Linked DNA regions of Homo sapiens: region 2 is linked to region 1. Evidence: chromatin loops called from intact Hi-C (ENCODE). Cell type or tissue: mammary epithelial cell. All regions are shown on one strand. Each heading gives the region's core, and the rest is flanking DNA. Links, peaks and the distances in the headings are about the cores only. Region 1 overlaps CYP3A7-CYP3A51P (CYP3A7-CYP3A51P readthrough). Region 2 has its middle 6.9 kb from the start of CYP3A4.

The links. A loop is a pair of places that touch in the nucleus more often than their neighbours do. Peaks named below come from ENCODE experiments on the same cell type or tissue, not always from the same donor. Only the 100,000 strongest peaks of a DNase experiment are listed, where the experiment ranks them.
Region 2: it touches region 1 in a loop (2.6-fold over the local background); 4 of 110 quality-filtered maps call a loop at or near these places.

Annotation. Positions count from the first base shown.
Region 1 is chr7:99,721,276-99,732,810 of GRCh38, reverse strand. It overlaps CYP3A7-CYP3A51P (CYP3A7-CYP3A51P readthrough), which reads left to right. Exons shown (of 15, transcript NM_001256497.3): 2 at 1,659-1,752; 3 at 10,463-10,515. CYP3A7 (cytochrome P450 family 3 subfamily A member 7) reads left to right here. Exons shown (of 13, transcript NM_000765.5): 2 at 1,659-1,752; 3 at 10,463-10,515. It also overlaps a transcript of ZSCAN25 not described here. Among named protein-coding and RNA genes, the nearest start is that of CYP3A7, 8.2 kb to the left of the region's middle. In mammary epithelial cell, for the core only: no CTCF peak of the experiment used is centred there; a DNase peak (open chromatin) is centred at 3,220; H3K27ac peaks cover 997 bases.
Region 2 is chr7:99,785,326-99,796,860 of GRCh38, reverse strand. No RefSeq gene overlaps it. Among named protein-coding and RNA genes, the nearest start is that of CYP3A4, 6.9 kb to the right of the region's middle. RefSeq lists enhancers at 1,298-2,223, 2,224-3,853, 4,958-4,972, 4,855-6,653, 6,712-6,995, a cis regulatory region at 5,401-5,421 and promoters at 10,834-11,535, 161-11,535, 11,425-11,535. In mammary epithelial cell, for the core only: no CTCF peak of the experiment used is centred there; a DNase peak (open chromatin) is centred at 5,610.

The DNA of each region.
Region 1 (11,535 bases), core at 670-5,669:
AGCTGAAAGCACATATGAGGCATATGGATCCATTTATACACACCGTACTTTTGAACCACATTTTCCTAATTTGCCTGTCTGGGGCCAAGCTTGTGGGACTAGCAGATTCATGGTTGAATTGATGGCTGGCTACCTCTTCCATCAACTTTTCTGCTTCATCCAGTCTTCCACCCCTCAGTAACCTCAAACTGGGAAGGTCTTCAGATATCCAGAATCCCCAGTTGGGGAAGTCCATACATGGCCCATCAAAGATGGGTTGCAAGCAGGCCTGCTATAGGGAGCAGCAGCCTTGATGGGTTTTCCTACAGAGACAGTTGATGTGCAGACGCAATAAACTGACTGCTTTGTAATTGATCACCTTGAAAAAAAATGAGCATGTCTGGCTGTATTAGTCTTTTCTTCCATTGCTATAAAAAAAAATCTCAGGGTGGGTAATTTAGAAAGGAAAGAGATTTAATTGGCTCATGGTTCTGCAGGCTCTACAGGAAGCATAGCGACTTCTGCCGCTAGGGTGCCCTCAGGAAATTTACAATCATGGCAGAAGGTGAAAAAGAAGCAGGCAGATCTTACATGACTGGAGCAGAAGCAAGAGAGGGTGGGGAGGAGGTGCCACACACTTATAAACCACCAGATCTCATAAAAACTCATTGTCAAGAGGACAGCACCCAAGGGGGATGGTGTGAAACCATGAGAAACTGCCTCTAAGATACAACCACCATCTATCAGGCCCCACTTCCAGAATTGGGGATTACATTTCAACATGAGATTTGGGTAGGGGCACAGATTCAGATCATATCACTGGCACTGTGCTTATCAGGTGGATATCACCAGTTGGAAGGCTAGATTCCACAAGAGGAGGAATGTCCTTGTTCTTAGTTGTGATTCTTCTGCACAGTGTCATTCAGGAAAATATGAGTCAATCATCCTCCCCAATAGCTCAAATCAATCAGATCCTCTGACCACAGAGACTGAGGTGTAGCTAAAAGGTGCTCGCACTTCTACGAGGCCAATGGAAGCCTGGAGCACAGTTGTCAATCTGTAGAAATAAGGACTCTGTGACTCCTCCAAGACCTCTCTGTGAATGACAGTTTAAGAAGGGCCAGATCCTAAAACAGGGTCAGAGCTTAGAGTGAAGGGAAAGCTTAAAAGCCTCTGAGCAAATTCTAAAGACAGGGTCACCATAGGCTCTCAGTGACCCCCTGTGACTGAGTGGATGCAGTGATGCAAAATCTCATCATCACTGCAGAAGACAAAAGAAAAATTGTCACTCTTTCTACCTAGGATGAGAATCCCAAAATCAGGGAAGAGTCCACTTACTAAAAAGACATGAGGGAATGAAGTGCCTGGAAGAATTCGTTCCTGAACCTCTCAGGATCATTCACATTTGAGAACATTTATCAAATATTCATCCCAGACTGGGGCCATGAAGACTTCAGCTGCTTTTAGCTAATCATTGTAACTTTTTGGTGTCTCATGGTGGAAGCATGAAAGGACCTGATGAACAAATATAATCATTGCCGTCAGAGTTACTGTTATTTTTTATTGCCTTAATGTTACCTCCTTTGCCTGATCATTCCAGTTCCTCAGTCAGTGACTCACCAGCCCCTATATCTATAAAGTCACAATCCCTGAGACCTGATTTTTGTTTCACTTTGTAGATATGGAACCCGTACACATGGACTTTTTAAGAAGCTTGGAATTCCAGGGCCCACACCTCTGCCTTTTTTGGGAAATGCTTTGTCCTTCCGTAAGGTGAGTGTTTTTGAGCTTCCTCTTTTGCTTCTTATGATTGCAAAGAGCAACTTAGTTCCATCAGTAAAAATGCTTCTCCTCAAGAGGAAGGTCTGAGATTTTATACTTTCAGAAATAGCGTGTAGGCATCACCCAGAGCGTGGCAAAGTTTACCCTGGGGCTCTCTTGCTAACTCTCAGGAACCTCAAGTTTGCCTCAGTTGGACAGCCCAAATGTCAAGTAGATCCAGCAATCTGATGTTCACAACTTGATGTGCAGACTTTGTGAGCACCATAAAGAGCATTTCCTTTTTGCTCCAGGCAGGTTCCCAGGAAGGTACAGCCATACTTAGTTAGTATTAAAAGTAGGAACAGGAGCCCCTGATTGTGGCTTGTTATCTGTGGACATGAGAGTAAAACTTTCCTCTCTGTAGCAAGAGCTCATGAATAGGCTTTTTTCCCTTCCTCCTGCACAGCTTGGAAACTCAGTTTATTAGGGAGATCAAGTATTTACCATTGGGTCATTTGCACCTGCTTGAAGCCTCTTCAAAAAATGCCAAATTTTGTTGGGGAATTTCCATGGCTTTAACCCAGGTCTTACTCCCCATGACATCTGTTGCCACTTTGAGACACAGAACAAAAGTGTTCTGCTTTACTTCTTTTCCTTTGAAGGCTGCGTCTTGTGGGTGAGTCTGAGCAGGGAGTGGATGTAACTGAGATGAGATAGTGGTTGTCTATTAACCTCAGATATTTAAGCACAATATGAATTCATGGGTTTATTTTTTACACAAAGGCAGAATCACATGCAAAATCACTAGAAAGGGGATGATTTGACAAAATTATTGAATATTTAATTTCACTAAATAGAATGTCATATGTGCCTCATGGACTGGGGACTTTGGTCGAGCCTTTGTGCCTAACCTTATCTGATGCTGTGTTCAGGGCCTGGTCCCTGGATGGAAAATTATGAGCTTATTTCCACAGGGCCAGCAGCAGCAGGAGTCAGCTCTCTGGCTTAGACAATCTGACCTGCATACCTGAGGCTTGTTTCTCAGATTCTAGTTCTCCTAAGTGAGGGCTTTGTTGTCTAATTACTGCCCAGGAATTTCATATTTTTTCCCTCTGCAAAAGCAATAATTTCCCTACTTTCACATGCGTCCGTGTGAGGAGACCACCAAACAGGCTTTGTGTGAGCAATAAATGTTTTTAATCACTTGGGTGCAGGCCAACTGAGTCTGAAAAAGGAGTCAGCAAGGGGAGATAGGGGTGGGGCAGTTTTATAGGAGTGGGGTAAGCAGTGGAAAGTTACAGTTAAAGGTGGTTATCCATTGTCAGCAGTGGAGGGGGCCACAAGGTGCATGGTGGGGAGATCATAAGACTCATTGTGCAGAGAAGAATGTCACCAGGTTGATTGATCAATCAGTTGGGACAGGGCAGGAACAAGTCATAATGGAATGTCGTAAGATTGCTCAATCAGTTAAGACAGGAGCTGGCTGTTTCATTTCTTTTGCAGTTTTCAGTTGCCTCAGGCCATCTGGATGTACACGTGCAGGCTTGGGCTCAGAGGCCTGACATTCCTGTCTTTTTATATTAAGAAAAATAAAACAAAATAGTGGCAAAGTGTTGGGGCAGCAAAAATTTTTGGGGGGTGGTATGGAGAGATAATGGATGATGTTTCTCAGGGCTGCTTCAAGCGGGATTATGGGCCATGTGGACACCTTAAAGAAAATTTTATAATGAGTTACAAGGAATAGGAATTTAGGCTGTGGGGAGATCTTGGGGCAGAGGATGGTACCATGGACTTGTTAAAAGTAATATTTGTTGTATAGAATAATTGGTGATAGTCTGAATGTGTTTTTATATTAATTGAGAAACCAATTGAAGACACAAGTCCCGAATAACAGAAGGAGAAAAACAGGTACCAGAGGACTAAGAATAGGGAGGAGCTAAGACACCCAGTTAGAAAGTGTCCAGGTGGGTCCAAAATAAGTATTTGCCTGGCTGGTGAGTTTTTGGTCTTTATCTTTAAGCTTTTTTATATTGTCATATACCAGGCCAGATTGGTTTAGATAAAAACAACATTCTTCATTTAAAAATATAGAGTACTCCTTTTTCAGCAGTGAGTAGGTCAAGGCCTCAGCGATGTTGGAGGACGACTAGGGCTAAGAAGTCAACCTGGGTCTGAAGGACTGATAAAGTTTGTGATGTATCTGTAATGCTAGCAGAAAAGTCATTAGAAAGGCTACAGAAAGTTGTGACAGAAGTTGAAATACCTGCTATTCCAGCTCCAAGGGCAATAGTGGAAGCAGAAAGTCCTAACCCTACAAGTAGAGGGATTAGAGGAATAACTCATTTTTGTCTGGTTGGTGTCATGAGGGGGACAGGAAGTTGTTCAGTCCCATTTGCAAATTGAATTTTTTCAATTTGGGAATAAGAAATACTAGTGTACATGTACCTGTCCAATTAGCAGATAGACATATGTACGTGGTGGAGCCACAGAGGAAGCAGAGGCCTTGTGTGAGGCAAAACTGGAAATGCAAAGTGAAAAGATGAGAGGGAGTGCCAAAAGAGGTGTCTTGCACCCAGACTCTTAGGGATTTAGTGAGGGCATCAGCCCTTAGTGGTCATAATGGGGATTGATGGGGCAACTGGGTATGAGAAAGAGCATAGTGTCTACAACCAAACTTTCATTGCTATTCATGGGGTTCGGTATAAGTAAACAAGAAGGGGGAATGGGAGGAGAGTCTGAAGAACAAGGGGAAGGTAGCCAAGAATGGAGTGAAATACAGGGCAAATGTCTTAAGGGAAATGAGAAGTTCTAGGAGGGGGCTAGTTGCTTGTAACCTACATGGAAGAGGTCATGAAATGACAACAGAATAGAATGGGCCTGTGAGACTGGAAGGAGATATTTTTCTTGGTCTAAGAACCATCTTCCTTGAGTGGGGAGGGATTGATAGATGGAAACTTCAGTGGGAGAGTAAATAGGAGTGACTGATGAGAAGGAGAAAAACTGGCCATGAGGGACAGAAGTAGGAATACTGGTTGCTTCTTTAGCTGTCTTATCAGCATAATTGTTGCCTTGAGCAATGGGGTCTGAGGCCCTTTGATGGCCTTTGCAGTGAATGACTCCAGCTTTTTTTGGAAGTAAAGTGGCCTTGAGAAGAATTTTTATTAAAGAGGCATTAATGATGGAGGACACTTGCATAGTGAAGAAACTTCTTTCAGCCCATATTACAGCATGGTGGTGCAGGATATGGACAGCATTTAGAGTCAGTATAAATATTGATGTGTAGTCCCTTTGCAAGAGTGAGGCCCCAAGTTAAGGCAATGAGTTTGGCTTGCTGAGAGATAGTGGAGGGGGGCAGAGCAGTAGCCTCAATGATAGATGTGGAAGATAATATAGCACAGCCTGCCTTTGCTGGTGAGTGGTGATTAGGCCTGGTGGAACTGCCATCAATAAACTAACTGTGATTCAGGTGAAAAACAGGAAAGAAGGAAATATGGGGAAATAGAGTGAATGTCAGATGGATCAGAGAGATACAGTCATGGGGATAAGGTGTGGTATCAGGAATAATGTGGGAGGCCAGACTGAAGCCCAGGCCAGGTACAATGGTAATTGTGGGAGACTCAACAGAGAGTGGGTATTGCTAAAGGAGCTGGGGAACAGAAAGTATATGCATCAGGTGTGAGGAAGGAAATATATTTTGGAAGTTATGAGAACTGTATGGAGTGAGTTGAGCATAGTTTGTGATTTTGAGGGCTTCTAAAAGTATTAGGGTGGTGGCAGCCACTGCACAGAGACATGATGACCAGCCTAAAACAGTAAGGTCAAGTTGTTTGGACAAAAAGGCTACAGAGCACGGTCCCAGTCCTTGTGTAAGAATTCCAGCTGCACAGCCCTGCACTTTGGCTGTGTGTAATGAAAAGAGTTGGGATGAGTCAGGAAGAGCTAGTATGGGAACAGCCTCTAGAGCTGTCTTCAAGGAATGGAAAGAGGAGTGAGGAAAGGATTTAGGACTTATGGGGTCAGCTAGGTTTCCCTTTGTGAGTTTATATAATGGTTTTGTTAGGATGGCAAAACCAGGTATCCAAAGGCAAAAGTATCCAACCATGCCCAGGAAGGAAAGGAGTTGTTTTGTAGAAGGGGTTGGGGTTTCAGAGATCAGCCAGACATGATCAGCAGGGAGACCCCATGTGTTTTCATGAAGAATTATGCTGAGGTACGTAACGGATGGAGAAGAAATTTGAGCTTTGGAGGGGGATACCCGATATCCTTTGGAGAGTAAATGTTGAAGGAGCAGGAGGGTATCTTGTTGAAAAGACTCAAAGGAGGGACTACAGAGTAGAAGGTCATCAATATATTGAATAATGTGGGAAGCAGAGGGATGGGAAGAAAGTAAATCATGAGAGAGAGCTTGGCTGAAGTAATGAGGGCTGTCCCAGAAGCCTTGTGGCAGTACAGCCCAGGTAAGCTGCTGGGACTGATGGGTGTCAGGGTCAGTTTAGGTAAAAGCAAAGAGAGGCTGGGATGTGTGGTGCAGGGGAATAGTGAAAAAAGCATCTTTAAGATCAAGAATGGAATAGTGAGTTGTGGAGGGAGATATTGAGAACAAAAGAGTGTACGGGTTGGGCACCACAGGGTGGATAGGAAAACAATTTTGTTGATAAGGCGCAGATCCTGAACAAACCTGTAAGACTTGTCTGGTTTTTAGACAGGTAAGATGGGGGAATTATAAGGAGAGTTTGTAGGCTTTAGAAGCCCATGCTGTAGCAGGTGAGTGATAACAGGCTTCAATCTCCTTAAAGCCTCTTGTGGGATGGGATACTGGCGTTAAGCTGGGTAAGGGTGATTAGGCTTTAATGGGATAGTAATGGGCATGTGATCAGTTGCCAGGGAGGGAGTAGAGGTGTCCCATACCTGTGGGTTAAGGTGGGGGGATACAAGAGGAAGACACGAAGGAGGCTTTGGGTTGGGAAGAAGGATGGCAATGAGATGTAGCTGTAGTCCAGGAATAGTCAGAGAAGCAGATAATTTGGTTAAAATATCTCAGCCTAATAAGGGAACTGGCAGGTGGGGATAACTAAAAAGGAGTGCATAAAAGAATGTTGCCCAATTTGGCACCAAAGTTGGGGAGTTTTAAGAGGTTTAGAAACCTGGCCGTCAATACCCACAACAGTTATGGGGGCAAGGGAAGCAGGCCCTTGAAAAGAAGGTAGTGTGGAGTGGGTATCCCCCCTATCGATTACACAGGGGATGGACTTACCCTCTGCTGTAAGAGTTACCTGAAGTTTGGCATCCGTGATTCTCCGGGGGGCTTCCGAGGTGATCGGGTAGCATCAGTCTTCAGCCACTAAGCCAAGGAGATCTGGGAAGGAGTCAGCCAAGAAACATTGGGTTTGAGCTCCAGGAACTTTAGGAGCAGTGGCGATGTGAGTCAGACAGTCCAACCTCTAATTGGAGCCCACACAGACAGGGCACGGCTTAGGAGGAATCCCAGGCTGTGGGCCTTCTGAGGCCCAGTGGCCAGGCTTTTGGCATTTGAAGCAAGGTCCATGAGGAGGTTTTGAAGGAGCCCCTGGGAGCTGTGGCTTGGATGTTCTGAAGGTTTTGTATGCTGGAGACATGGTCTTGGGTTGTCTTACACTGGAGGCAAGTAGCTATAATTCAGAGATGCATTGTCACTTGGCCGCCTCTTCTCTATTATGATACACCTTGAAGGTGAGGCTATTTAAGTCCTGTTGTGGGGTTTGAGGCCTGGAATCCAATTTTTGGAGATTTTTTCTAATGTCAGGAGAGGATTGGGTCATAAAATGCATATTAAGGATAAGGCGGCCTTCTGGCCCCTCTGGGTCCAGGGCTGTGAAGCATCTAATGGTAGGTGCTAAGTGGGCCATGAACTGGGCTGGGTTTTCATCTTTACCTTGGGTAGTTTCCTTTAGCTTGTCATAATTAACAGCCTTGTATGCTGCTTTTTTGAACCCCTTGACTAGGCAGGAGACCATGTAATCTCACCTAGCTATACCTGGGGAGTCCATCTTGTACTGCCAATGGGGATGCTCTTGGGGAACTGCCCTGATGCCTTCTTGAAGGTCTGGCTCATGGCACTGGTGGGTGTCAGTGTGAGATTGGGCTAGGGTATCAACTCTTTCCTGCTCATCTGGGGAGAGGGGGGAGGTCAGGATGACATTTCAGTCACTCCAGGTTAAATCGCAGGACTGAGTTAAATATTGGAATTCCTGTATATATTTAGTGGGGTCTGATGAAAAAGAGCCTAAACGCTGACTGATCTGGGAGAGGTCGATAGAGAAAAAGGCACATGTACCTTGACTATGCCTTCAGCTCCAGCCACCTGACTAAGAGAAAATTGTTGGGCAGGTGGAGGAGGGCTAGTCTCGGAATGAAACTGTAAGGTGGAGTGGGTGTGAGGAGGGGAGGTGATACTTCTATTATAGGGTGGGGGAGCAGAGGATGAGGAAGAATTGGGACCTGGCTTGGCCTGGTGAGGAGCAGCCTGGTGGGGAGGGGAGAGGTCAGATGGGTTCATAGAAAAGGAGGATTCAAAGGACTCAGAGCTTAGGGTGGAGACTGAAGAAAGAGACAGGAGAGAAAGAAGAAAGATTTGGGATGAGTCACACTGGGAGCAGAGACTAGGGAGAGACTGATGTATAAAAGAATGCCTGGATGTCAGGCACCTCAGACCATTTGCCCATTTTTCAACAAAAATCATCCAGGTCTTATAAGATCGAGAAATCAAAAGTGTCATTTTCTGGCTATTTGGAACCATTGTCCAGTTTGTATTGAGGCCAAGCGGTATTGCAGAAGAAAATAAGGCATTTAGGTTTTAGGTCAGGTGTTAGTCAAAGGGGGTTTTAGGTTTTGAAGAACACAGGCTAAGGGAGAAGAAGAGGGAGTGGAGGCTGGAAGGTTGCCCATAGTGAAGGGGGCAAGCCCAGAGAAAAGAGAAGGTAGAGACATGGAGAGAGGGGAGATGGTACTTGCCACCCAGGGAAGGTGGTGCTTGCCACCCAGGGAAGGTGGTACTTGCCACCCAGGGAAGGTGATACTTGTGACCCAGGGGAGGTGGTACTTGTGCCAAGGTGAATGATCAAGGCAGGCATCCCCACAGTGATCAGATACCTCTGAAATGTGGGTGAATAACCAGGCAGGTGTCCTGGCAGTGATTTAGACACCAAGGGAAGACTGTTCCCGAGTCCATGACTGGCACCAGAGTTTTGAGTTCATGGATAAAACGTATCTCCTCCGTCTCTACCAGAAAGGGAAAGAAACTGAAATTAAGGAAGGGAGAGATTGAAGGGTGGAGGGATAGCAAGAGAGGTTGGAGAAGAGAATAAAAAGAGGCCGCTTACCCGATTTAAAATTGGTGAGATGACCTTGGGCTGGCTGGTCTGAGGACCCAAGAGGTGGATCTCCCCATGGAGTGAGGGCGAGGACAGGGGATGGGACTCCCGAAGGAGTCCCCCTGTCCCAGGTCTTTGGCACCAAATGTCATTTGCGTCCATGTGAAGAGACCACCAAACAGTCTTTGTGTGAGCAATAAAGCTTTTTAATCACCTGGGTGCAGGCTGACTGAGTCCGAAAAGGAGTCTGCAAAGGGAGATAGGGGTGGGTCAGTTTTATAGGACTGGGGTAAGCAGTGGAAAGTTGCAGTTAAAGGAAGTTATCTATTGTCAGCAGAGGAGGGGGTCACAAGGTGCATGGTAGGGAGATCATAAGACTCATTGTCCAGAAGAAGAATGTCACGAGGTCGATCAATCGATCAGTTGGGGCAGGGCAGTAACAAGTCATAATGGAACGTTGTAAGGTTGGTCAATCAGTTAAGACAGGAGCTGGCTGTTTCACCTATTTGTAGTTTTTGGTTGCCTCAGGCCATCTGGATGTACCCATGCAGGCTTGGGCTAAGAGGCCTGAAACCCACCACTTTCCCATGTCAAATCTTTAGTAGATGTACCCCCAAGATACACATTCCTCGGACCTTCTTTTCCATAGTTAAAACTTCACCCCTGAAATGTAGAAACAGGAAGGTTTTTTTTTAAGTTTCAGTGCAAACTCGGAGCAAGTGTCATAATTTTCTGTCTCCGATGTGTAGAGGTGACATTTTCTCAGAACTTTCATGTTAAGCTGGAAAACTGGAAAGCGAGTCCACTTTGTCATTCTGTCACTCACTCATTTTCTCACTCAACAAACATGCCTCACACTTATCTAAATCTGCTAGGCTAAAAGAGGTCCCTGGTGTCTGTAACTTTCTAATTCTGCTAGAATTCTAGAGTGAGCTCATGAAATAAATGAAAAGGATGAAGAACAAAGAGAAAAAAGACTGCACGTTCCCTTCTGGCGCTCACTCACATTCCCTCAGCCTCAGTTTCTCCACATGCCCCTAGAGGTGATCATTCAAGGATTTATGAGATTTTAGAGACAACACATGAAAAAGCAAAGAGACATCAGAAAGACAAGGAGTTACTTAGTATTTATACACAAGGATAAGACATTCAGTATCGACAACACTTAAAGAAAATTCAAGAGTGATTTTAAATTTCCCATTTCAAATACCTCCTCTATTTTGTTTCCTTTCTCTTATGACATCTCTAAATAAGCTTCCTCTAACTGCCAGCAAGTCTAATTTCATTGGATTTGACTGTTTTCAACCCCAATTAGAGGCAGGGTTAAGTACACTTAAAATAATAATGAAATATTATTTTGTTTCTCCTCCCAGGGCTATTGGACGTTTGACATGGAATGTTATAAAAAGTATAGAAAAGTCTGGGGGTGAGTATTCTGGAAGATTCCATTGGATAGACTTGTTTCTATGATGAGTTTACCCCACTGCACAGAGGATAGTCTCAGCCCAGAGCCTCTTGCGATGAAGCTCTTGCCAGCCTAACTACAAACAGAGAGGTTTTCTGAAAGAAGAAGATATGTATTTGGGAGAAGAGTATTAGAATGGGAAACTGTGTGCCATTATAAGCTATGTGCAAATTCAGGGAGGTAAAGGAAGACAAAGATGTTCCACAGAAAATATGAGGAGGACTTCATGTGGATTTTGAAATAGTTCTCCTTCACTACAAAGATCAGTAACAAGGGTGATGCCACACCAAGGTTGGACAGGCAGTTGCTGGGCAGGTGTCCTTGCAGAAATATTTTTGTGTAAGGTTGGGTTGGGCTTTCTGCAAGCTGGTGGTTTTGCCAAGTATTTTGTGATAGTTTTGTTATCAGGCACACAAGCATGAGAATCCACTCATCATAGCCTTCTTTGATTTATTTGTCAAGGTTTTTAATCACACACATAGGCACACAGACACACTGACACACACACACACACGTGTCATAATTTTGGTTCTCACAATGTTCACACTCGCTATTGTAAAACAACTTTTTGAGATTTGTCCTACCAAGGATCCCATATGTCACCAGGTGTTGAGGTCTTCGGTCTAAACTAGGCTGAGACCATTGTGGTTACCACTTTTCTCCAAGCTTTGGTGGCCCAGGGACTCCCAGCATCACGTTCTGTCCAGTGTCTGCCTATTCCCCTCTTCTTTTTTTCTTCCCTTGATGCCCTTTTATCACATGCATTGTCTCAGACCCTTCGAATATGTGCTCATAAATGCATGGCATCATCTCCTTCCCACATCGATTCACTTTCAATTAAAAGCCAAAACTCTTTCATTTCAACTTTGGATTTAACATGCTTTTGAAAGAAGGGTTGAGAAATATAGAGAAACAGATTGGGAAACCATGCTCTGCTGTTTCTTTTTTTTAAACTTTCTATGTAAGTGTGGAATTTTTCAT
Region 2 (11,535 bases), core at 3,568-8,567, 61 kb before region 1:
CACCAGGGCCCTGGGTTTCAAGCACAAAACTGGGCAGCCATTTGGGCAGACACCGAACTAGCTGCAGGAGTTTTTTTTTTTTTTTTTCCATACCCCATTGGCACCTGGAACGCCAGTGAGACAGAACCGTTCACTCCCCTGGAAAGGGGGCTGAAACCAGGGATCCAAGTGGTCTGGCTCGGTGGGCCCCACCCCCATGGAGCCCAGCAAACAAAGATTCACTTGGCTTGAAATTCTTGCTGCCAGCACAGCAGCAGTCTGAGATTGACCTGGGACCCTCGAACTTGGTTGGGTGCTGTGGGGGGGCATCTTCCATTGCTGAGGCTTGAGTAGGTGGTTTTACCTTCGCGGTGTAAACAAAGCTGCTGGGAAGTTTGAACTGGGTGGAGCTCACCACAGCTCAGTAAGGCCACTGTGGCCAGACTGCCTCTCTGGATTTCTCCTCTCTGGGAAGGATATCTCTGAAAAAAAGGCAGCAGCCCCAGTCAGGGACTTATAGATGAAACCCCCATCTCCCTGGGACAGAGCCCCTCGGGGAAGAGGTGGCTTCCACCATTGTGGAAGACTGTGTGGCAATTCCTCACGGATTTAGAACTAGAGATACCATTTGACCCAGCAATCCCATTACTGGGTGTATACCCATAGGATTATAAATCATTCTACTATAAAGACACATGCACACTTATGTTTATTGTAACACTATTTACAATAGCAATGACCTGGAACCAATCCAAAAGCCCATCAATGATAGACTGAATAAAGAAAATGTGGCACATATACACTGTGGAATACTATGCAGCCATAAAAAAGGATGAGTTCATGTCCTTTGCAGAGACATGGATGAAGCTGGAAACCATCATTCTCAGCAAACTAGCACAATAACAGAAAACCAAACACTGCATGTTGTCACTCATAAGTGGGAGTTAAACAATGAGAACACATGGACACAGGGAGGGGAACGTCACACACTGGGGCATGTCGGGGAGTGGGGGCCTACGGGAGGGATAGCATTAGCAGAAATACCTAATGTAGGTGACGGGTTGATGGGTGCAGCAAACCACCATGGCACATATACACCTATGTAATAAAACTGCACGTTCTGCACATGTACCCCAGAACTTAAAGTATAATTAATAATAATAATAATTTCTGGGCATGTAAGTAGCTGTCTTTCAGGTTCTACTTTGATACATATTCTGAGAGAATTAAACCTGTCAAAGAAACCTTGACTTTCAATGGCAGGCACTGGAATTGACCCTAATAATGTGTTTTGGGGTAAGCCTACTCATATTCTCAACCTGTCTGCAGTAGTCGTTAGAATCTGAACTTCCTGAAGTTCATGTGCAAAGTTGAGTTAATTGTTTAATATTCAACAAGGATTATGCCAGTAAGATGGTAGGAAAATATTAGATATGTGTCATCACTGCTGGTATTATTTAAACTGCAACATATTTTAGCTGGCTGCTGATCTCAGCCACCATGCCTGCATTTTATCTCTGTCTCGTGGTCTGCAACCTTGGAAGCTTTGAACTTAGCTCATAGAATCCTGGGCATCAAGAACATGTGGTTCTAATGGCTAGATAGGGAATGAGAGTAAAAGGATTTTGCCCACGGTCACGTGAGTAAACAACAGATTTGGAGGGGTCTGGACTACTGTGATGACTTCATTCTGACAATATGTTCCAGTTGTCCTTTCATTTCCTCCTAATCACATGTCTGGTCTGATCTGGCTGTTTCCCACCTTCCAATTCCTGCCTTCTCCAATGCTCCCTTCCGTAGGTCACTCTGTGGCTCAGAGACCCTGCTTAGCAAGCGCCCAACCTTTCAATTATTTGTTCAGTAAAACTTGAACTCATGTCTCCCCTTCTTGATAAAAAGAAAATACGTTATGTAATGTCGGGTTACTCTATAACTCTTGTCCTGTCTCTCGGCAACTACTGAACTAACTGTTTTCATATTGAGCAAACGTTTATGGAAGGACTGCCAAGAGTCAGGTACTAGGCTTGGTAATATTCCCCGTTCTCTCTAGTCAAAGCCAACACCAGCCAGACTTGCAGATCTAGGTCCCAAGCCCACTGCAGATCACAGGCCAGGGTCTGGTCTCCTCTGAGCTCCTTTGGGAGGGAAAGACAGAATTATTAACACCCATTTTGTAGATTAGGCAACTGAGGCTGAGGAAGTTTAAATAACTCAGACAGGGCCTGCACGTCAGTCATATTCCAAGGATCCCTACTCACTGTCTTCTCTCTACAGAACGAGATGTCTCTGGAGTCCATAGAAAGCCCAGGAGCCTGGCTGGGCACGGTGGCTCCTGCCTGTAATCCCAGCACTTTGGGAGGCCGAGGCAGGCAGATCACCTGAGCTCAGGAGTTCAAGACCAGCCTGGGCAACATGGCAAAACCCCATCTCTACTAAAAATACAAAAAATTAGCTGGGCGTGGTGGTGCATGCCTCTAATCCCAGCTACTTGGGAGGCTGAGGCACAAGAATTGCTTGAGCCCAGGAGGCAGCAGTTGCAGTGAGCCGAGATTGTGCCAGTGCACTCCAGCCTGGGCAACAGAGCAAGATTCCATTTCAAAAACAAAAACAAACACAAACAAACAAACAAAAATAGAAAGCCCAGGGACCACCTGCGTCAGGTTCCCAGCCACACCTTTTTCTTGTCCTCCTCTGTCTCTGGCATCTTCTCACAGGTTCCTAATTGTTTGTGGTTGCACAAATTCAAAATCCCAGAAAAATTACCACTTCACACCCACTCAGATGGCTATTTTTTTTTTGAAGGAAGATAACAAGTGTTGACAAGAACATGGAGAAATTGGAATTCTCACCCATTGCTGGTGAGAATGTAATACGGTGCTGCTGCTATGGAAAACAGCTTGGAGTTTCCTCAAAAAGTTCAACAGAATTTCAATGTGACCCAGCAATTCCCCTCTAAGTTATAGATCTGAGAGGATTAAAAACAGTTACTAAAATACACGGACTCACATATTTCTAACAGTCCAATTCACAAGGGCCAAAAGGTGCTAATAGCCCACATGTCCATCGATGGATGGATAAATAAATTGTGGTCTATCCATACAATGGAATATTATTCGGCCATAAATGGAATGAAGTACTGACGCATGCTACAGAATGGATGAACCGCAAAAAAAATGGATGAACACATGCTACAGAATGGATAGCCTCACTTTACTATGAAGTGAAGGCCAGAAACGAAAGTCCATATATTGCATCATACAAAATATCCAGAAGAGGGAAGCCCACAGAGACAGAATGTGCAATGGTGGATGCCAGGGTCTGGGGAGAGGGGAGAGTGGGGAGAAACTGCTCAACTGGTACAGGCTTTATTTTGGAATGATGGGAACATTTTGCAACTAGATAGAGGTAGTGATTGCAGAACACAGAATGTACTGAATTCCACTGATTTTTTTCACCTTAAAATGGTTAATTTTCAGTCCTGAGATTGGATAATCATAAAAAAATGGTTAATTTTATGTTATGTGAATTTCATCCCTATACATATTTTAAACCTCAGAAATATACACTAGCAGGCATGGAACAGGTCACTGTGGTGCCTGCCAAGCCCGGTGATGTTATCTGGGGTCCCCGGCCAGCCTTAAGCCTCTTGCTGACCGGTGGAGGGCAGAACCTTTGCCCTAAAAGTATAATATCCACATGCTGGCATGATTCCTGGCCAGATGGCTTCTTTATTAGCAGTAATTGAAACTGCCTCGATACAGACACTGTACCTTGCAACCAAAAAATGACTCAACAATGATAATAAGGGTTAAGCTGGGCCTTTCTCTCTTTGCCAGTTAAATTATATTTATTATAGCTTGACATGAAAAACAAAGCAACTCCAACAGGTATCACAAGGGCAAAGGACATGAACATTTTATCAAAGAAGAAATGCAGCTGTCAAAAATACAGAAATATTCAACCTTGTTCATAATAAAGTGGCTGGGCTCAGTGGTTCATGCCTGTAATCCCAGTGCTTTGCAAGGCTGAGACAGGAGGATCATTTGAAGCCAGAAGTTCAAGACCATCCTAGGCAAGTCAGTTCAATACCAGACTTCATGTCTACAAAACATCAAAAAATTAGCCAGGCATGGTGATGCATGCCTGTTGTCCCAGCTACTCAGGAGGCTGAGGCAGGAGAATTGCTTGAGCCTGGGAGGCTGCGGTGGCGGTGAGCCATGATTGTGCCATTGTACTCCAGCCTGGGCAATGCAGCAAGACTGTCTAAATAACAAAAATAATAGTAAAGAAAAGGATTGGGATGCCATTTCTTGCGTATTCAATACACAGAGTTAAAAGTAATTTCTACGTTTTCTATTTTTTTATTACTAAAAAAAGCTGGACCATTCTCACAGCCTGAAATGCTTCTCACTTTCCCTTCTTCTGTCCAAACACTTCTCTATGATAATGCAAACAGTCACTCCTTTAGGAAGACTTCACCCCAGGTAGTTCCAGATCCCCTTATCTCTGCCTTCCCAGAACTCCTGGTGTCTCTCCAGTTCCCTCCGTGTGGTGAAGTACCCTACCTAGGGTTTCAGTATGGCTCTGTCTGCAAAGGTCTTGTTCACACCTTCCCTTATGGTTCTGTTGCCCTGTGTTGTGTCATAGCACAGGGCACAGTGGAGAACCCATTCACACTGATAGAGAGGGCCCCATGGTCCTGGAGATAACCATGTAACCGATCAGAATAGGGCATTGAGGGCTGGGTGTCAGGCGTGGGCTGCACTTGGGTGGGCAGGTCCCCTGGAAAGTCACTGGGTTTGGCAAGCTTCCTAGTAACATGTCTCTCTGGGGTCCCCTTGGAACTTCATGCAAAAATGCTGGTTGCTGGTTTATTCTAGAGAGATGGTTCATTCCTTTCATTTGATTATCAAAGAAACTCATGTCCCAATTAAAGGTCATAAAGCCCAGTTTGTAAACTGAGATGATCTCAGCTGAATGAACTTGCTGACCCTCTGCTTTCCTCCAGCCTCTCGGTGCCCTTGAAATCATGTCGGTTCAAGCAGCCTCATGAGGCATTACAAAGTTTAATTATTTCAGTGATTATTAAACCTTGTCCTGTGTTGACCCCAGGTGAATCACAAGCTGAACTTCTGACAAGAACAAGCTATCATATTCTTTTCAATTACAGAAAAAAGTAAGTTAATTGATAGGATTTTTTTTGTTTAAAAAAAATGTTACTAGTTTTGAAAAGGTAATATGTGCACATGGTAAACACTAAGAAGGTATAAGAGCATAATGCTTTTATACTACTAAGAATAATGTTTTCTCTAAGTTTTTTTTGGTAGATGCTTTCATCAGATTAAGAAAATTCCCTGCTATTAGTTGTTGAAGGTTTTTATATCATAAATGAAAGTTGAATATTATTATCATATATTATTAATATATTGTTATTGAACTATCAAAGCCTTTTCCTAAAACCATTGAGATGATCTTATAACCATTCTCCTTTAACCTGTTGACGATATCATTGGTATTTATACTATTTCTCTGTTAACCATTCTTGAGTCTCAGGTTTAAATTCAACTTGGTCATGGTGTGTCATCTTTGATCATTGCTGTCTGTGGCTTGCTACTGTTTTGTTTAGGATTTTTGCACTGATGCTCATCAATGAGACTGGCATGCCATCTTCCTTTGCAGTCCTGATTTTTTTCTGATTTGGATCATGTGGTTATGGCCCTCATGGAATGAGTTGGGCATGATGCCTTTTTTTCATGTCTCTGGATTGATGGGACACTTTGGATTCTCTCCAGATGGCCCTCAATGGTCCCTGCCTCCTCATTGTTAGGCCCCTGGGCAAGCCCTTCTCATTTCTGGTAGGCCCAGGAACCTGTGGGGGTTTTGTTTGTTTGTTTGTTTCTTGAGTCGGAGTCTCACTCTGTCACCCAGGCTGGAGTTGGAGTGCAATGGCCCGATCTTGGCTCACTGCAACCTCCACCTCCCAGATTCAAGCAATTCTCCTGCCTCAGCCTCCTGAGTAGCTGGGATTACAGGCACCCACCGACACACCCTGCTAATTTTTGTATTTTTAGTACAGATGGGGTTTCACAATATTGGCCAAGCTGGTCTCGAACTCCTGATCTCATGATCTGCCCGGCTTGGCCTCCCAAAGTGTTGAGATTACAAGCATGAGCCACCACACCCAGTGAACCTGTGGTTTTTAGAAGCTCCCCATGCATGTGAATGCTGTGAGCATCCCAGGATGACAGCCACTGTGTGTTCAGCTGTTGGAACTGTGAGAAAGCACCAGTGGGACCCTCTCCAGCACCTGCCTGCTGAGGTCATGGAAGAGGCTTGTTGGGGAGATGATGCCCTGGCTGACTCCTGAAGGATGGTTAGGAATGCACCAGATGGAAGCTGGGTTGGACCCACTCTATGCTGAAGAACAGCTTGTGTGGACACAAGGAGACACGGATATGTCATTTTTGTAGAGCCTGAGGAGTGTCCAGTCACACCATTTGCTTAAAACATCATGCACACTTGGAAAAGTGGACTGAGACCGAATGAAGAAGCTAACAGTGGCCAGATCAGAAAGGGTCTTGTGTTACTTCCTAGAGATACTTAGATTTTATCCTGTGGGTGATAGGAGCAGTTGGAGGGACTGAAGACAAGGAAAGAAACATGTTTCAAGATCTATGTTTTTCAAGACGCTTTCTGGTGGCTGAGTAGGGAATTCCCTGGATAAGTCCTGCCCAGGGTCAGGCAAAACAAGTTAGGGGGTTACTGAAATAAGGAGTATGAGAAATGGTGTAGGTTGTGCTGACGTTTTGTAACACATCTCATGATGATCTTCATTTCCTTCACTAATTTCCTGTTTCATTAATTCCCTTCCACGTGCTCTTCTGAAATTTGCCTCACATTCTCTGATTTCTCTTTTACCTGTTGGTTTCATCACCTTTTACTTTTTGCTTTCCTGGAAACACAAATGATTCTGATTGTGACATGTCAGAATTATTTGCAACATTTGCCTTTCTGCTGAAACCATGAGTTCACTGAATACACAATTTAGTAAAGTGTAGGATGCACATGTCGTTTTCGTGGTCACAACCAGCTCTGTAGCATTTTATAACTACACTGGCAGTGTGCTGGGAGGTGTAGAGAGAAATATTTATCACATGTGTGGCTGACACAACCTGCCAAGTTATTTTAGGAGCCTCCTTGGAATCCCAGCAAGAATGCTACCGGCACAATTTGTAATCACAGCATCCTGCTCCATGCCTTGGCTTCATGGCATAGTCACTTCTGCAAGTCTCTTTCCAGCTGTCTGTTCCCATGTCTATAAAGTATGAGTTAAATCATCCTAACACTACTCATCTTACAAAGTTTTCTTGCTGATGTTAAGAGAGTTGGGAAAGAACTGTATAAACTGTGAAGTGCCATGGAGATGTTAGTGGTTACTTTATCAAGAAATAGACACTCTAGAATGGAGTAGAAAGCCAACAGTTATGATTGAGTCCTCCTCCTCTTCTTCTTTTTATTAATTTATAAAGAAAAGAGGTTTAATTGACTCACAGTTCCATATGGCTGGGGAGGCCTCGGGAAACTCTCAGTCATAGCAGGAGGCAAAGGGGAAGAAGGCACCTTCTTCACAAGGCGGCAGGAGAGAGAGAGCTCCTGTTCTTTTTTGTCATAAAGTCTACAGAAGTGCTTATACTTCAGGACAAGGGCAGGCAGAGAGAAGGAAGGACATTGCTTCACCCCAGCCCTCACTGACGAGTTTGCTAGGGGACCTCACTTTGTCCCAGAGTAGGGGCAGAACTCTGGCCACTACCCATTCAGAAGGCCTGGGCTGCACTGCTAGTTCCTCACTAACTCTGTGTGGCCTTGGGCAAGGTTGGGCCTGTGTTAACAGATTATGACCCTGGGCTCTCAAGCTAGAGGATCTAAATTTGAATCCTGGCTCTGCTAAAGCAATTAGTGATGTAAACTTTAATGGGTCAGTTAACCTTCCTGTGGCTTAGTTTGCTCATCTGTAAAATAGGGATCATAACAGTATCAATACCACATGATTGTTGGACAGATTGAATCAGTTAATGCAGGGGAAGTACTTAGCATGACACGTATTCACTATCATTTCCTGGAGTAAGAGCTGTGTGTGAGTGGGTGTGAGCATGTGTGAAACCTTTTCTCTGCAATCTCAGTTAAGAAACCAATCCAGAATTTAAAGTTCAGGGCCTAAATGGGTGGTTATCTTCTCCCAGTTCCATCCTATCCCACCTTTGCTCTTCCTCCCGCCCACAGGAGCTGTTGGTCCTTGATTGGGCTGGAAGACCTGGTGGACCCTAAGTGATCTATAAGAGGAGAATAGAGAACAGGGAATGTCTTCAAAAATCCTAGAGGGACACAGAGGCTGAGAGGCAGGCAGTCCTGCAGGGGTCTTCTGATTGGGACAAGGAGAACCTTGGTCTTCACAGGCCAATTCTGGTCAGTTTCCCCCATGGACAGATGAGGAAACAGGCCCAGGAATATCCAAGGTCTCACACTTCCCATCTGTCAAGTCTTGTTGATGCTGTTGTATTCATGTCTCTCAAAGGGAGATAGAGTTTAGGGAAGAAAGAAGGATCAACTGTGTCTGATACCACTGGGAGCTTAAGTAAAGGGTTCTTTTACTTCATAGCATTTATCCCAATTTGTAATTCAGTATTATTTGTGTGGCTGTTTGGTGTCTCTTTCTCCTATATGAGTGCTAGCTTCATAAGGGCAAGGATTTTGATTCTTTAATATTTAGTGCTTGCCACATGCCCTGAACACAGCAGGCATACAGGCTAACCAACATACAGTGGCATGAAAGTCATGAAAGTGAGACACCTACCTCCTCCAGTGCCAAGAGAGCATAACCATGCACCTGTCACTCTCCTCAACACCACCCCCAAGCATGAGGCCCAAAAGCATTAGCTAATCCCCTCCTCCAGCCACTAAAACTTAAAGGCCAGGTGTGGTGGCTCCCATCTGAAATCCCAGAACTTCAGGAGACAGCAGCAGGAGGATCACTTGAGGCCAGGAGTTTGAGATCAGCCTGGGCAACATAGCTAGGTCCCATCTGTACTAAAAATTAGCTGGGCGTTGTTGCATGCCTGTAGTCCCAGCTACTAAGGAGGCTGAGGTGGGAGGATCACTTGAGCCCAGGAGGTGGAAACAACAGTAAGCTATAATCACAGCACTGAACTCTAGCCTGGGCAACAGAGTGACACCCTGCCTCAAAACAATTTTAAAAATAAATAAGAGCAAAACTTAGATACCACGTGGTCACCCCAACATGCAAAATCAAGTTTTCCCCTACTGAGAAGAATGGGGACTTGACAGCTGAGTTACAGAGAGATAATCTTCTTCTTCTTTTTTTTTTTTGGTTTACATCCTCAAGATCATGACTTGTGAAATTTGAATCGAATACACATGTAATTCCAGAGCAATGTTGCCTCCGCATACCATCAGCAATTCACTTGGCTACTGGAAGTCAGGATAAGCTTCCCAGAAGAGAGGTACCACTTGGGCTACCAGTATAAAAGGATGAAAATATCAGAGTGATGGTGTTCTTTACAACGTTGAGTCCCTGGACAGCCTGTCCACTGATGCTGATATCTGAGCCTAATGCTTCTCTGAATGTTGAGATTGAACTTTGATCCAATGAAACTAGAACGAGAAAGAAGATAAGTCTTTCATTGTTGATAAGGACATTATGTTTCTCATACTTGTATGATTATTTTTCCTTAGCTGTACTATAATTATCTGCTTATTTGTCTCTGCTCTATGTGCTTAGGGTACAAAGTTGACCAAGACCAACTTTGGTTGGAAGCATAGTACTAAGAGCACAGTACTGAGAGCACAGCTTTAAAAAACATGATGAAGGCTTTAATACAGGAAATGAGCAGGGGAGAGGCATGTGGTGGTTGGATGTATCTTCCTTGACACAGTCAGTGCAGCTCTCAGTAGTCAAGTCCCTACATGTTAGAAGATGTTACCTTCTGTGGAATTAAGTGGCAGAACTTGCCTTCAATTATTTTCCTTTGCAGAACAACACCAACTGCATTAGTTAGGACACAGTGCTGGCTGCATTTAAGTCCCAAGCGATGATTAGTCTCTCACTGTTGGTATAGATTCAAACCAATCAGACCACCTCCTAAAGTTTGTAGGGCAGGTAAATCCTCATCTTAGAATAAAAATCATCTTACCAAGTATGTGTTTTAGAGGCAAGAAGAAAACATATTTGTTTCTGTAAGAGTTTTGTTTAAAAAAAATATAAGAAAGGCTCTCGGTTTAGGTGAGGTAATGAAGTTGTTGATAGTTATCAGATGACACTGGAATCTTTACTTCTCTGAATGTGTTCTGTGCATCTCTCAGTGTGGGAACATAGAGAGGGAGATCCTCCAGCAATGCCACTGATATGGTCAGAAACTGCATCTTTCTTTCTCCCTGCTGAGATGAGATGGAGTCCTTTGTTCTAGAAGACCCATGGTGGTGCCGCTGGGAGTAACCCTTGAGACAGGAACACAAATCCCAACCAATTTGTGGTTGCAGCCTTGAGTCTCACTATTTCCCATAGTGATGCGTAGCAGGGAATGGCAGGTGCACCAGAGCAGGAGAGGACCTAATATCTCCCTTCCTGTTAGCTTTTTATAAAGTTTTATTGTGATCAGTAGCAGTTGGGAAGCTACTTGCAGTCACTGAGCCTCAGTTTCTACATCTGTAAACTGGGGATAGTAGCATGGCCCCTACTTAATGTGCTCAGCAAAGCCACTGAAAGGAGACAGAAATGTATCTAAATTCCCTGGACTTTTATCCTACCTCTCTTGGGGATTGTCACCACCTTCCCATGTTTGTCCTTTTTGGTTTGATGCTTGCTGTCACTTCTTTCCTTAGGTGCCTCTCTGTACGGCTCTTTTATCCCAGGGATTCCAGAGTTACAGCACATGCATACCACCATCCAAGCATGTTTATTTGTCTCCTGCTTCACTAGGCTGTCCCCAAGGAACATGTGGCTCCCGGCACACACCTGGCACAACACTGCACATGACATTCACCCACTTGGCCTTGAATCTGACAAGGAATCTGGCATGATGTTCACCCACTCAGGCCAGGTGCCGAGCAGCCCTGGAGGCTTAGGGGCCAGAGGGATGGGAAAAGGTGTCTTTCTGGGGTGAGTATCAGTTTCTGCAGGAGGGCTGAATGTGAGAAAGAATAAAGAGAGAAGGAAGCGAACAAGCACAGCTTAAACATCGCCTATTTCTATTGAGTTTTAAGAACGCTGTGATTTTGTTTGTCATGCAATCCATTCATCAGGCCAGGCAGACACAGAACTTGGGTGTGAGTGACGATAATGAGCTGATATAATTTTCACACCCTCATCACTGAGATCTCTCCCATCAGGAATGGGTCAGGGAGCTCACAGGTGGCAGCAACTGCTATTACAGGCCTCATCTCTACCAGCTCCTGGGGCCTGCCCTCCTCCCATTAGAAAATCCTCCACTTGTCAAAAAGGAAGCCATTTGCTTTGAACTCCAATTCCACCCCCAAGAGGCT